Regions from separate parts of the Homo sapiens genome. Here region 1 is linked to region 2. A link is a contact called in ENCODE Hi-C data. All regions are on one chromosome and are shown on one strand. Each heading gives the region's core, a stretch centred on a gene start or an enhancer-like site at or near the end of the contact. The rest is flanking DNA. Distances are from core to core; before and after follow the strand shown.

Region 1 (3,049 bases), core at 215-2,714, 500 kb after region 2:
AAAAGGGCGCGGGAGGAGGCAGAAGCGGGAAGCAGCACGCCAGCCCCGACCCAGGGTCCTAGGCCGAAGCTGAAGTAGAGACTCAACACCAGAGCGGCGGGTGCCTCGGTTTCCCCGTGCGCACCGTGGCTCTGGAACCTCGGGAAGAGGCCAAGGGGCACCTTACCTTGTCCTTCTTGCCGGCCCCGCTCTCCTCCGCGGCTGAGGCGGCGCACTTGTTGAGCAGTTTCTTGCCTCCGCAGGCCGTCGGGCTCCAGGTGCGGCCGCCCGCGCAGGCGCCCCCCAGGGGGTCCCCGGCCCCACCGCCCGCGGCGCTCTCCACTTTGATGAGGCGGTGCTTGGGGGAGATGTAGCGCACCTCGGCCGGCGTGGCGGGCCGCCGCTCGCTGCTGCTGCGGTAGAGATGCGGAGAGCCGGAGGACGAGGACGAGGACGCGGCGGCCCCCGCGCCCGAGGAGGCGCAGCAACAGCCCGCGGCGCCCGACGCGGACGAGGCCGAGAAGGCGCGCTGGACCCCGCCTGGCTCCCCGCTGCCGCCGCAGTAGTCCAGGCGGCACATGGCGCGCAGTTTGCGCAGCGACGAGCCAGGCCCGTTGTAGGGGTCCTCGAAGTCTCGCTCCTTCTGCGCGCGGTAGGCGCGGATGAGGTCGCTGGTGCTGCCGCTGTCGTCGGGCAGCGAGCCCGAAGAGGCTGAGAAGCAGGAGGCGGTGGCCGGACCGCAGGACGCCGAGGCGGCGGAGGAGGCCTGCGGCACGGCCTGGGGGGGCTGCGAAGGCCGCTCGCCTCGGCGCCGCTGCTCGCGGTAGTCTGGCCGCGGCGGCTGCGGGGGGCTCTTGGTCTTGCTGTTGCCCAAGCTGAAGTACTTGTTTAGCCACTTGGCCATGGCGAGAGGCCGCCTAGGGCCGCGGCGCGGGAGCCCGGTCCGCCGCCGCGGCCATTCGGGGGGCAGCGCTGCGGCGCAGGTCCCTCGGCGCCCCGGCCCCGGCGGGGGGCGTCCGGGGCGCCCGCTCCCGACGCCAAGTTCAAGTTCTTGCCGCCGCCGCCTCCTGCCGGCAGCTCTCTGGCTCCGGCGGCTGCAACACCTCCCTCCGCCTAGCGCCGCCCAAGCTAGGAATCTCGCGCCCCTCGTGGGCGCGTCTCATGGGGTCCCGGCCCACGCCCGGGGGAGAGCGGAAGGTCCGAGCGCTCCACGCCGCGGACCCTTTGGCCGTACGCCCCTCGCCGTGGATCGCGCTCCTGCCCCGTCGGAGCCGCAGCCTCCGCCTTGGCCGGGATCCGCGGCTGCCGCGGGAACTTCTCGGCGTCCTCGGCTCCCTTCTTCCTTCCTGCGAGCGCTGGGGAGAGCTCGGCCCCGCAGCGGAGGAGAATGCGGCCGGGAGAGACAGCGAGCGACGGAGGAAGGCAGCCGGCGCCCGCCGGAGCCCGCGCGCCCGTGCCCGTCCCGGCGGCGCCTGTCGCTGCCACTGCCGCCGCCTCCCGAGCCGCCGCGTGTGTGACACTCAGGCCGCCAGAGCCCGCCCCGCGCCGCCGCCCCGCCCCCCCGGAGCCCGCTCGCGCGCCCCGCCCCCCGCCCGCTCCCGCAGACCCAGCACCGCCCATCCCCGCGAGCCTGGCCCCGGGCCGCGGCCCAAGCCCCGCCCCCCTCGCGCCCGGGGCCGGGGTGGGCGCACCTCTCCGCTCCTGCACACGCCACCTCCCGCGGCTGCCCTGGCGCCAGCACCAGGGTCTTGCCCCAGGGCGCTGGGGTCCCGCCGCGCAGCCGGCTCCACCTAGCTTGCAGCTCGCCGCCGCCTCGGGCGAGAGGTTGCCTGGCGGAGCCTGCTACGCGCAGAGGCCAAACCTTTCCGCAGTCCCCCGGGACCCCGCGCGTTGTTCACTCCAGGGATCCCCCTGTCGGGGTTGAGGAGGGAGAGTGGATTAACACGGAACCTGTCTAGTTTACAGCGTGGCCCGTGTGGAGGAAATGCAGTGCCTAGTGCCCTTAGGGACAGAGTGGCTGTCCCTCTTCCTTAAAGGGACAGACTCCGGTTCAGCCCCGTGCGCCAGGTCTTCGGAGGAATCTTTATGCTAATGAGTGTATTAGCAGTCCAGATGACGGATGTGGTCGGGATAGGCGGTGGGAGCCGGGCCCAGCACCAATCCGAGAGCAAGGCTAGGGGAGGTCGGAATGTTTGCTTACCTTTTCACCTCTGAGGAAGTCGAGGCTTTAGCCCTGTTCGCTGCCAGCCGGCGGGGAGCAAGTTGTGGGAACATTTAATGCCTTATGTTGTAGGAGCTGGCAAGGATCCATTTAATACAGGACCTCGGCCGGGTGCGGTGTCTCACGCCTGTAATCCCAGCACTTTGGGAGGCCGAGGCGGGTGGATCACGAGGTCAGGAGTTTAATACCAGCCTGGCCAAGATGGTGAAACCCCGTCTCTACTAAAAATACAAAAATTAGCCGGGTGTGGTGGCGGGTACCTGTAATCCCAGCAGCTACTCGGAAGGCTGAGGCAGAGAATTGCTTGAACCTGGGAGGCAGAGGTTGCAGTGAGCCGAGATCACACCACTTCACTCCAGCCTGGGCGACAGAGGGAGATTCCGTCTCAAAAAATAAATACAGGACCTCATTTTACAGATGGAGAAACTGAGGCCCAGAGGAAAGTCACACAGGTGGACTTGGATGCCAGTTCCTAAGTCGGGTGGCACCATAATTATGTCTTTTCCAAGAGTCTCTTCTTTGCGATTTCAGATCATCCTTTGATTATTAACCAAAATTGAGGAAACAGTCCCAGGGAGTGGCCTGATTTGGTCAGTGTAACTTTTCCTGGGATCTGCACCCAGGGGAGGTGGCATGCTCCCTGTTGAGAGGGAAATGCTGCCTAAAGATGAAGTAGCTGCCACTAGGGCCTGGTGCTGCTTTGAATTTGCCTGGGCAACCCTCAAAATGTGACTTAACTCTAAGATGTGGGCACCTGAGAGCTGAGAAATTCTCTAAGAATGTTGATTTACTAAAACAATAGCCCAAATCAATAATCTGCATTTGCTGTCTGTCTGTTATAGATGTGCT
Region 2 (2,968 bases), core at 424-2,923:
TTGGAACTGGGTAACAGGCAGAGGCTGGAATGGTTTGGAGGGCTCGGAAGAAGACAGAAAAATGTGGGAAAGTCTGGAACTTCCTAGAGACTTAGAGGGCTCAGAAGACAAGAAGATGTGGGAAAGTTTGGAGCTTCTTAGGGACTTGTTGAATGGCTTTGATCAAAATGCTGATAGTGATATGGACCATGAAGTCCAGGCTGAGGTGGTCTCAGATGGAGATAAGCCACTTCTTAGGAACCGGAGTAAAGGTAACTCTTGCTATGCAAAGAGACTCACAGCATTTTGTCCCTCCCCTAGAGATCTGTGGAACTTTGAACTTGAGAGAAATGATTCAGGGTATCTGGCAGAAGAAACTTCTAAACGACAAAGCATTCAAGAGGAAGCAGAGCATAAAAGTTTGGAAAATTTGCAGGAGATCATTTCGGAATTTTAAGGTTTAATGACTGGCCTATTGGATGTGATAGAAAAGAAAACCCCATTTTCTGGGGAGAAATTCAAGCCCAATGCAGAAATTTGCACAAGTAATGAGGAATGTTAATCACCAAGATAATGTGGAAAATGTCTGCAGGGCATGTCAGAGAACTTCAAGGCAGCCCCTCCCATCACAGGCCCAAGGCCTAGGAGGGAAAAATGGTTCCATGGGCCTGGGCCAGGCACAGGGACCCTCTGCTCTGTGCAGCCTTGGGACATGGTACCCTGCATCCCAGCTGCTTCAGCTGCAGCAGTGGCTAAAAGGGGCCAAGGTACAGCTTGGGCCATTGCTTCAGAGGGTGCAAGCCCTACTCACTGGTGGCTTCCACATAGTGTTGAGCCTGTGGGTGCACAGAAGTCAAGAACTGAGGTATAGAAACCTCTACTTAGATTTTAGAGCATGTATGGAAACAGCTGGATGTCCAGGAAGAAGTTTGCTGCAGGGGTGGAGCCCTCATGGAGAACACCTGCTTGGGCAGTATAGAAGGGAAATGTGGGGTCGGGGCCCCCACACAGAGTCTCCACGGGGGCACTGCCCAGTGGAGCTGTGAGAAGAAGGTCACCATCCTCCAGACCCCACAATGGCAGATCCACTGAGAGCTTGCATCATGTGCCTGGAAAAGCTGCAGACACTCAACACCAGCCTGTGAAAGCAGCCAGGAGGTGGGTTGTATCCTGCAAAGCCACAGGGGTGGAGCTGCCCAAGGCTGGGAGCCCACCTTTTGCATCAGCATAACCTGGATATGAGACATGCAGTCAAAGGAGATCATTTTGGAACTTTAAGGTTTAATAACTAACCTATTGGATTTTGGACTTGCATAGGGCCTGTAGCCCCTTTGGCCAATCTCTCCCATTTGGAGTGGGTATATTTACCCAATGTCTGTACCCCCACTGTATTTAGGAAGTAACTAGCTTGCCTTTGATTTTACAGGCTCATAGGCAGAAGGGACTTGCCTTGTCTCAGATGAGACTTTGGACCTGGACTTTTGGGTTAATGCTGGAATGAGTTAAGACTTTGGGGTACTGTTGGAAAGGAATGACAGTGTTTTGAAATATGAAGACATGAAATTTGGGAGGGCCCAGGGGCAGAATGATATGGTTTGGCTGTGTCCCCGCCCAAAATATCATCTTGAATTATAATTCCCACAATCCCCATTTGTCAGGGGAGGGACCATGTAGAGGTAATTGGATCATGGGGCACGGTTTCCCCCATGCTGTTCTCGTGATAGTGAGTCCCATGAGATCTGATGCTTTTATAAGTCTCTGGAATTTCCCCTGCTTGCACTCATCTCTCTCCTGCCACCCTGTGAAGAGGTGCCTTTCACCATGATTGTAAGTTTCCTGAGGCCTCCCCAGCCATGTGGAACTGTGAGTCAATTAAACCTCTTTTCTTTATAAATTAGTCTCAGATATTTCTTCATGGCAGCGTGAGCACAGACTAACACAGTGCCATAAAAAAGGGAAAGCCCTTGTTTAAAGAACAAAAATGTGACCTCCAGCTAGGGAAACAAACCAATAATAATGGAAGACAACAAAAACAGCAGCAGGTAGCTTTTACTCAGTACTGCTATTTGAGGGGCACAATATTAAGTGCTTTTCATGCATTATTTCATCCTATTCCCTGAAGATCTCTTCAAGCCTTACAACTCAAAATGTGCTCCCAGGACCTAGGAGCTTGTTAGAAGTGGCAGACATTGGGCACCACCGTGTACCTCCTGGATCAGATTTGGCATTTTAACAACATCACCAGGGAACTGATGTGCACCCTAAATTTGAGAAGCAATGACTGAAATTAATACTGTCTTCATTTTTCAGTTCAAGAAACTAAACTTATGTGACAAATGGCTTGCCCCAATCACTCGTTAGAGAGGTGCAGAACCACTGAAGCCCAGCCCGTCCCCAGAGACTCTTGTTTTTAACCACTAAGCCAAGCTTCATGGAGGAGCTGGTATCTGAACTGGACTCTGAAATTTGCATAGGACTGGGACATTCAGAGGAGGAAGAAAGGGGGCTATAGCAGAGGAAACAGCATCAGCAAAAGCTCCTGAGGTAGAAAACCTTCAGCTGGGCTTAGGACATGTTGGGAGGTTCAGTCTGGCTGCAGCTCCAGGAGTCTGAAGGGATCAGTGAGAAAGGCCACCTGTATTAGTTCACATGGAACACCCTTAGCCAAAGGTAAACAGTTTCTAGTTAATTTGGGGGACCATGGGGAGCTGCCATGAGTCCCAGCACAAAAGGCCCTATGCGTGCTGAAATGACTCTGACAAAAGGGACCCAACAGGCTTCATTCACACTCTAGTTTGGGCTCTGCCTCTCCCTTGCAGACTAATCATGACGGCAGGTGACTTAACTCTTGTTTCACATTTGTATAACAAGGGAAACACACTTTCTACCTACAGAGGGCCATACTAGTATCAAAGTGTTGGAATTTAGTTTCTAATAAAAAAGTAAGATTAGCCAGGCATAGTGGTGGGCACCTGTAATCCCAGCTACT

What was found. A loop is a pair of places that touch in the nucleus more often than their neighbours do. Pooled maps may share reads with other maps.
Region 1: a pooled map shows a loop between it and region 2 (5-fold over the local background). The contact joins the promoter of SHB here to the enhancer-like site in region 2. A Hi-C loop is called at or near these places in 1 of 168 maps with a recorded cell type or tissue (sigmoid colon), 2 of 37 single-sample maps with no recorded cell type and 10 of 50 pooled maps.

Annotation. Positions count from the first base shown.
Region 1 is chr9:38,067,763-38,070,811 of GRCh38, forward strand. SHB (SH2 domain containing adaptor protein B) reads right to left here and starts at 1,465. Exons shown (of 6, transcript NM_003028.3): 1 at 167-1,465. The coding sequence starts at 883. RefSeq lists an enhancer at 1-705 and silencers at 596-645, 1,066-1,875.
Region 2 is chr9:37,563,383-37,566,350 of GRCh38, forward strand. The region is part of intron 1 of FBXO10 (F-box protein 10); the gene reads right to left. Among named protein-coding and RNA genes, the nearest start is that of FBXO10, 12 kb to the right of the region's middle. RefSeq lists enhancers at 2,007-2,156, 2,587-2,776. Within about 2 kb of position 1,674, at least 4 of the 41 ENCODE cell types and tissues checked have a DNase peak (open chromatin) inside an H3K27ac peak, as active enhancers do.